2 separate regions of the Homo sapiens genome follow, and region 1 is linked to region 2. Evidence: chromatin loops called from intact Hi-C (ENCODE). Cell type or tissue: Caco-2. All regions are shown on one strand. Links, peaks and the distances in the headings refer to the core of each region. The heading gives the core; the rest is flanking DNA.

Region 1 (2,809 bases), core at 190-2,689, 110 kb before region 2:
CAGGTGTGAAGTCCAGTAGTTTGGCAAAATGAACTCCCTTTAGTCGAGAGGATGCATGTCTAAAACATTTTTTTTTTTTTTTTTGCACAAAGTTAATGAAATAATTATTTTTTGGTCATACCTTGCACGGAAAATCTGCCAATAGCATTTGACATTTAGACCCACTAGGCATCTTAAGTAGCCTGCTACTCACAAGACCTACCTTTTCCCACTGCCCTATTTTACAAACACTCTTAGCTCTGTCTCCTGCTCTCCTCTCCTCCAGGAAGCTGGAGAACAATCCACGAACAGTAGTGACTAAGATGGCCCCTAATGACCATATGCTTGTATTATGGCCTTCCCTTGAGTATGGGCAGGATCCATGAATGGGATGGAATACATTCCTTTGATTAAGTTATGCTGTGTGGCAAAAGAGATTTTGCAGGTATAAAGTCCCTAATCAGTTGACTCTGAGTTAATCAAAAGAGAGCTTTTCCTCTGTGGGCCTGGCCTAATTAGGTGAGCCCCTTCAAAGAGGGTCGGAGGCTGTTCCTGAAGACAGAGATTCTTTGGTTGGGTTTTGAAGAAGCAAAGGGCTGTGTTGTGGAGAGGGCCACACATAGGAAACAGTGGGTGGTCTCCATGAGCTTGCAGCCTCAGTGCTCTCCCTGCATGAATTGAATTCCACCAACAGTTAGTGAGTTTGGAAGGGGATCCCAAGCCTCAGGTGGGACCATAATCAGGCTGACCCCCTGAGTACAGATTTGTGAGACTCTGAGCAGAGAACTCAGGAAAACCAGGCCTGGCCTCCACAGAAACTGTGGAATGACAGATATGTGTTGTTTGAAGCTATTAAGTTTGTGGTAATTTATTACGCAGCAATGGAAAATGAATTCACACACCTGTGAAACCTTGCATAGTATATGAATGGGTTCCCCCAGAGGTGGGCTGAGCCCCACCTGAAACCGCTTTGTGGAGGAGGCCCCCAGCGTGTGGGGGACAGCTGTGGCTCTGACCCCCACACAGACCTGCTCCTGTGCCCTAGGTCTGTGACTTACTAGTTCTATGACCTTGAGGAAGTAACCTGACTCTCTGAGGCTCTGTTTCCTTATCTGAAAAATGGGTATAACACCAGTGCTTACCCCACAGAGCTGTGGCAGAGATTAAAAGAGACAACACTCAGAAGGCAGTGAACCCAGGGCCTGGCACACAACTCACAGTGATAGAAGTTAGCTTTGGTATTATTGAAATACACATTCCTGTTCACTGGCCTCAGTTTACCTATTTCCAACAACAAAAAGGGTGGAGTGGAAAGGTTCTGAGCTGCCTTCCCATTCTGACGCACTTACAGAGTCTTTGCTTAATAACTCGGCAAGTCCTTGACAAACTTTCCATCCCTTCCCCACCCATGTGTACGGCAGGCACTCCCAAGTCACCAGCTTCCAGAGCCCCACGCTGGTCCATCTAAAGCCAGAATGCTGAACTTTGTGACTGAGTGCTTGCAACTGTTGTCACTATTCAGATAAGCACATCCTGCTTTCTGTTTACCGACCAGTTAAAGGCACAGAGGGGTACCCGGCAATTGTGCGGCACTTGGTGAAGGCGCCTCCCACACACCTGTGTCTCCCAACCCACCCAGCTCCTGCAGCCCTCTCAGGAGCAGAGCTCAGGCTAGTGAATATACCAGCAGGAATACCCCAGTGAGATGGGGAGAAGTGGCTAAAAGTTACTAGAATGCTGTCGCTGCCAAGTTTTATTTTAGCCCTCATCAATCCAAACCTTTATTCCTGAATTAAGTATTCTCCAGGGACGTTTCCAGGTTTGCAGCTATTTCCTCCTAATGATTCTAGCCCAGCACCAAGCACATTTCAACTTTCTAAATGACTGGAAGGCTTTGAACGTTGACCACAGGCTGCCCCCACTGCCCCCCGCAATCATCTTGACCCCACCTAAGAATTAGTACCATGCTTGAGAAAAAAAAAAAAAAAAGCTATTAATACATCAATGCCTTCTAATCCTCTTGGTTAAACATGAAATGACAACTGAAGATACACATCATGGAATGGCCCTGTTGTATCTGCTGGGGTGTATGTAGGTGTGTCACATTAACCTAAAGAGGTGGATTCCAGCTTAACAAAATAAATCCACTCAAAGCTCCACTCTGATCAAAGGGAATTATTCTAAGAGACAATCATACCTGATGAGATAGCACCTCCACATCACAAGTCAGACAACCTAATGGAATAAATGACAGTAAATTGTAAATACTGTATACTTTCCTTTCTAAAGGTGTGTTTTCAGAGGTACGGCAATAAACATTAATGAATAACATTTATTGGGCCCCTACTATACACATATGACACGTAGCATACTAGGTCCATAGTGATTATGTACAATTGACACAAGGCCCTCAAACACAAAGCAAACATTTATTGTGGTCTAGATATTGTGTAATCTATTTGTTCTCATATAACTCTATGGAATTTTGTTTTTCCCCTTTGCATTCTTCTTCTTCTTCTTCTTCTTTTTTTTTGCAATTGACTAATAATAATTGAATGTATTTATGAAATATAATGTGATATTTTGAGAAAAATTAAATTAAGCTAGTTAATATATCCATCACCTCACCTACTTATCATTTTTTTGTGTGTGTGGGTGTGGTGAGAACATTTGAAATCTCCTCTTTCAGCAATTTTGAAATATATAATACATTATTATTAACTGCGGTCACCATGCTGCACAACAATTTACTAAAACTTCTTCCACCTCTATCCTGGAATTTCTTAAGACTGATTCAGACTGTAATGTGCCTGGGAATCAACGTATTCCT
Region 2 (2,809 bases), core at 104-2,603:
AATGGAGCCACGGGAGTATTTCTTAAAGGACTCAGGACTCTTAATCTGGATTTCCAGGGGCCACAGCAAATCATTATAATGTATTTCTCAGGCATTGTGGTGAAAACAACATGGACTTTTAGAAGCATGCAGACCTGTGTGCAAATGTCTGCACTTCCACTTACCAGCTATGTGACCCAAACAAGACACATCATCTTTCTGGACCTAAGTTTTCTCATCTGTAAAATGGGGGTAACAATCACAGCTAGAACTCACTCATAAGCTACTTGGCAGGAGCAAACATGACAGTGAACACAAAATACCTCGCAGTCCTGATGCACAGTAGGCCCTCAACAAAATGGTAATTGTTATTACTGCGCTTAATAACATCCACGGAGCGCCTACGAATATCTACATAGTATGCTCTGGGCACACAAAAATAAATTAAATAGGTTCTTACCTTCAGGCAAGAATTTGTGGCTTTCGAATCTGAAAAGAACCCACTAAAATACAGAGCAGACTTGAACAAAGGTTATAATGAAATACAAACACACACTTGTGGGAGCCCAGACAAAAGAGTGAGTCACACAGGCTGGGTTCAATTGAAAAGGCTTCATAGAAGTCATATTTGAGCCAAGCCTTGAAGGATGAGTAGGATGTTAATAGGTAGGAGAGGAGGAAAAAAAAGACAGAGGATTGGCATCCAACACTGAAGGAAGCAGTAACAGGAGCTATAGAAGTTCAAGGGTAGGGCAAACAAAGGGCAGAATAAGGGGTCTGGTATAAGCTCTGTGAGCATTCCTGTGTCAATCCTGAACTCCCAGCAGAGGGCCAGTCCCTTAGGTGACACCCAGATATTTTGTGGAAAGCTAGGCTGGAGGAACTTCTAGAAGACACAGAGACTGGGGCCAGGGGATGAAGAGCTTTGAAGGCAATGCTAAGGAGCCAAGTCTTCATTCTACAGGCAGGAAGGCAAGGACAGGAAGGGCAGAAAGCAGGAGAGACTTCAGAGGTCAAATAAACAGTGTGTGGCAATTGGAAGGATGTAGGAGGGGAATGGAGAAGAGAGAGCTTTGCTTAAGGCTTTAAGTGTGGGAACCTATCTTTTTGAACTGAAGCAATTCTGTGTCTAGGACTATCACTGATAATATTAACAAAGTCAATGTTGACCGCAGAGAAACCTTTGACAGTAGCCCTAAGAATGGGATGGGCTGAGGCCGGGTACAGTGGCTCATGCCTGTAATCCCAGCACTGTGGGAGTCCCAGACAGCCGGATCACGAGGTCAGGAGATCGAGACTACCCTGGCTAATACAGTGAAACCCCTTCTCTACTAAAAATACAAAAAATTAGCTGGGCATGGTGGCATGCGCCTGTAGTCCCAGTGACTCAGGAGGCGGAGGCAGGAGAATTGCTTGAACCTGGGAGGCAGAGGTGCAGTGAGCTGAGATCGTGCCACTGCACTCCAACCTGGGTGACAGAGCTAAGACTGTGTCTCAGAAAAAAAAAGAAAAAAGAAGTAAAGAATGGGATGGGCTGCCCCATGGGCATGAGTGGGCACGGCAACCAAAGGCTTCTAACAGAACCCAGAAGAGCCCAAGCTTAAAGCACAGACAAGCTACAGTGTGACCTTGCAGAGCTCACTTCACCTCTCTGTGTCTTAGTTTTATGACCTAGAAAATAGTGTCAGCTGCAGTATATCTTTGTAAGGTTATCATGAAGATGAAAAGAGAAGACATGCGTAAAGGATTCAGAATGGTTTGCTGAACTGGCACATACAAAGTGTTTGGTAAATATTACCTCCTATCATTCCTATTATTTTTCTTATTGTCCACCAAGGATAGTGAAAAATGAGTACCAATGTCCCAAATGACTCACTTCCTAAGTCTATGATCCCTGTGTTGGAAGAAAACTAAACCCTATGGGCGTCTGGTAAAGGGAGACGACCCCAATCGACTGATTTTTCATAGACGAACTAGATGGTTTGTGATGAGTAATGATAAGAAGAAAAAGAAGGATGAACAACTGTAACTGAAATAGGGTTGTGATGAAACAAAAGTGCCTACAAATCAATTAACTATCCATATTAAGAGGAGGTGCCTATCACTTAGAACAGCATATTAACAAGCACTGGGGAAATACTTAGTGATGTGGATGCCACCTGCTAGTTACGTATAAAGTCCCTTAAGACAAGTGAGCCCAGATTAAGCTCCACAGGTAAGCCCCTTTGGTGGATAGAGGGTGGGGGTGCTGCTGGAGGCTCAGCGTGGTACCCAGTTAGGCAGGGACATGAAGGAAGAGGTGAGGAAGGGCAGCAGGGAACTAACCAGGGACACTTTCTTTTCTTTTCTATTTGAGACAGAGTCTCGCTCTCTCCCCCAGGCTGGAGTGCAGCGGCGCAATCTCGGCTCACTGCAAGCTCCGCCTCCCGGGTTCACGCTATTCTCCTGCCTCAGCCTCCGGAGTAGCTGGGACTACAGGCACCTGCCACCACGCCCACTAATTTTTTTGTATTTTTAGTACAGGCGGGGTTTCACCGTGTTAGCCAGGATGGTCGCGATCTCCTGACCTTGTGATCCGCCCGCCTCAGCCTCCCAAAGTGCTGGGATTACAGGCGTGAGCCACCGCGCCCGGCCAACACTTTCTAATACGTAGGGAAGGCTCGGGGCGCGGGGGGAGAAATGCAGAGATGAAATGGGCACATGATACTTTTACCCTTTTGGCCATGTTTTGTCAAAGAATTTATGGGATGATTCATTTTTGCCAACTATTTCACATGGTAGTGCTTTACACTTTACGATGAAGTCTGTTAAACATTCACATGTTCCTAAA

What was found. Hi-C counts contacts between places; a loop is a spot of excess contacts. Peaks named below come from ENCODE experiments on the same cell type or tissue, not always from the same donor. Only the 100,000 strongest peaks of a DNase experiment are listed, where the experiment ranks them.
Region 1: it touches region 2 in a loop (8-fold over the local background); 7 of 110 quality-filtered maps call a loop at or near these places.

The regions. Positions count from the first base shown.
Region 1 is chr3:71,151,594-71,154,402 of GRCh38, forward strand. All of the region lies in intron 6 of FOXP1 (forkhead box P1), which reads right to left. Among named protein-coding and RNA genes, the nearest start is that of FOXP1-AS1, 140 kb to the right of the region's middle. In Caco-2, for the core only: no CTCF peak of the experiment used is centred there; DNase peaks (open chromatin) are centred at 1,518 and 1,998.
Region 2 is chr3:71,257,670-71,260,478 of GRCh38, forward strand. The region is part of intron 5 of FOXP1 (forkhead box P1); the gene reads right to left. Among named protein-coding and RNA genes, the nearest start is that of FOXP1-AS1, 31 kb to the right of the region's middle. In Caco-2, for the core only: no CTCF peak of the experiment used is centred there; a DNase peak (open chromatin) is centred at 1,182.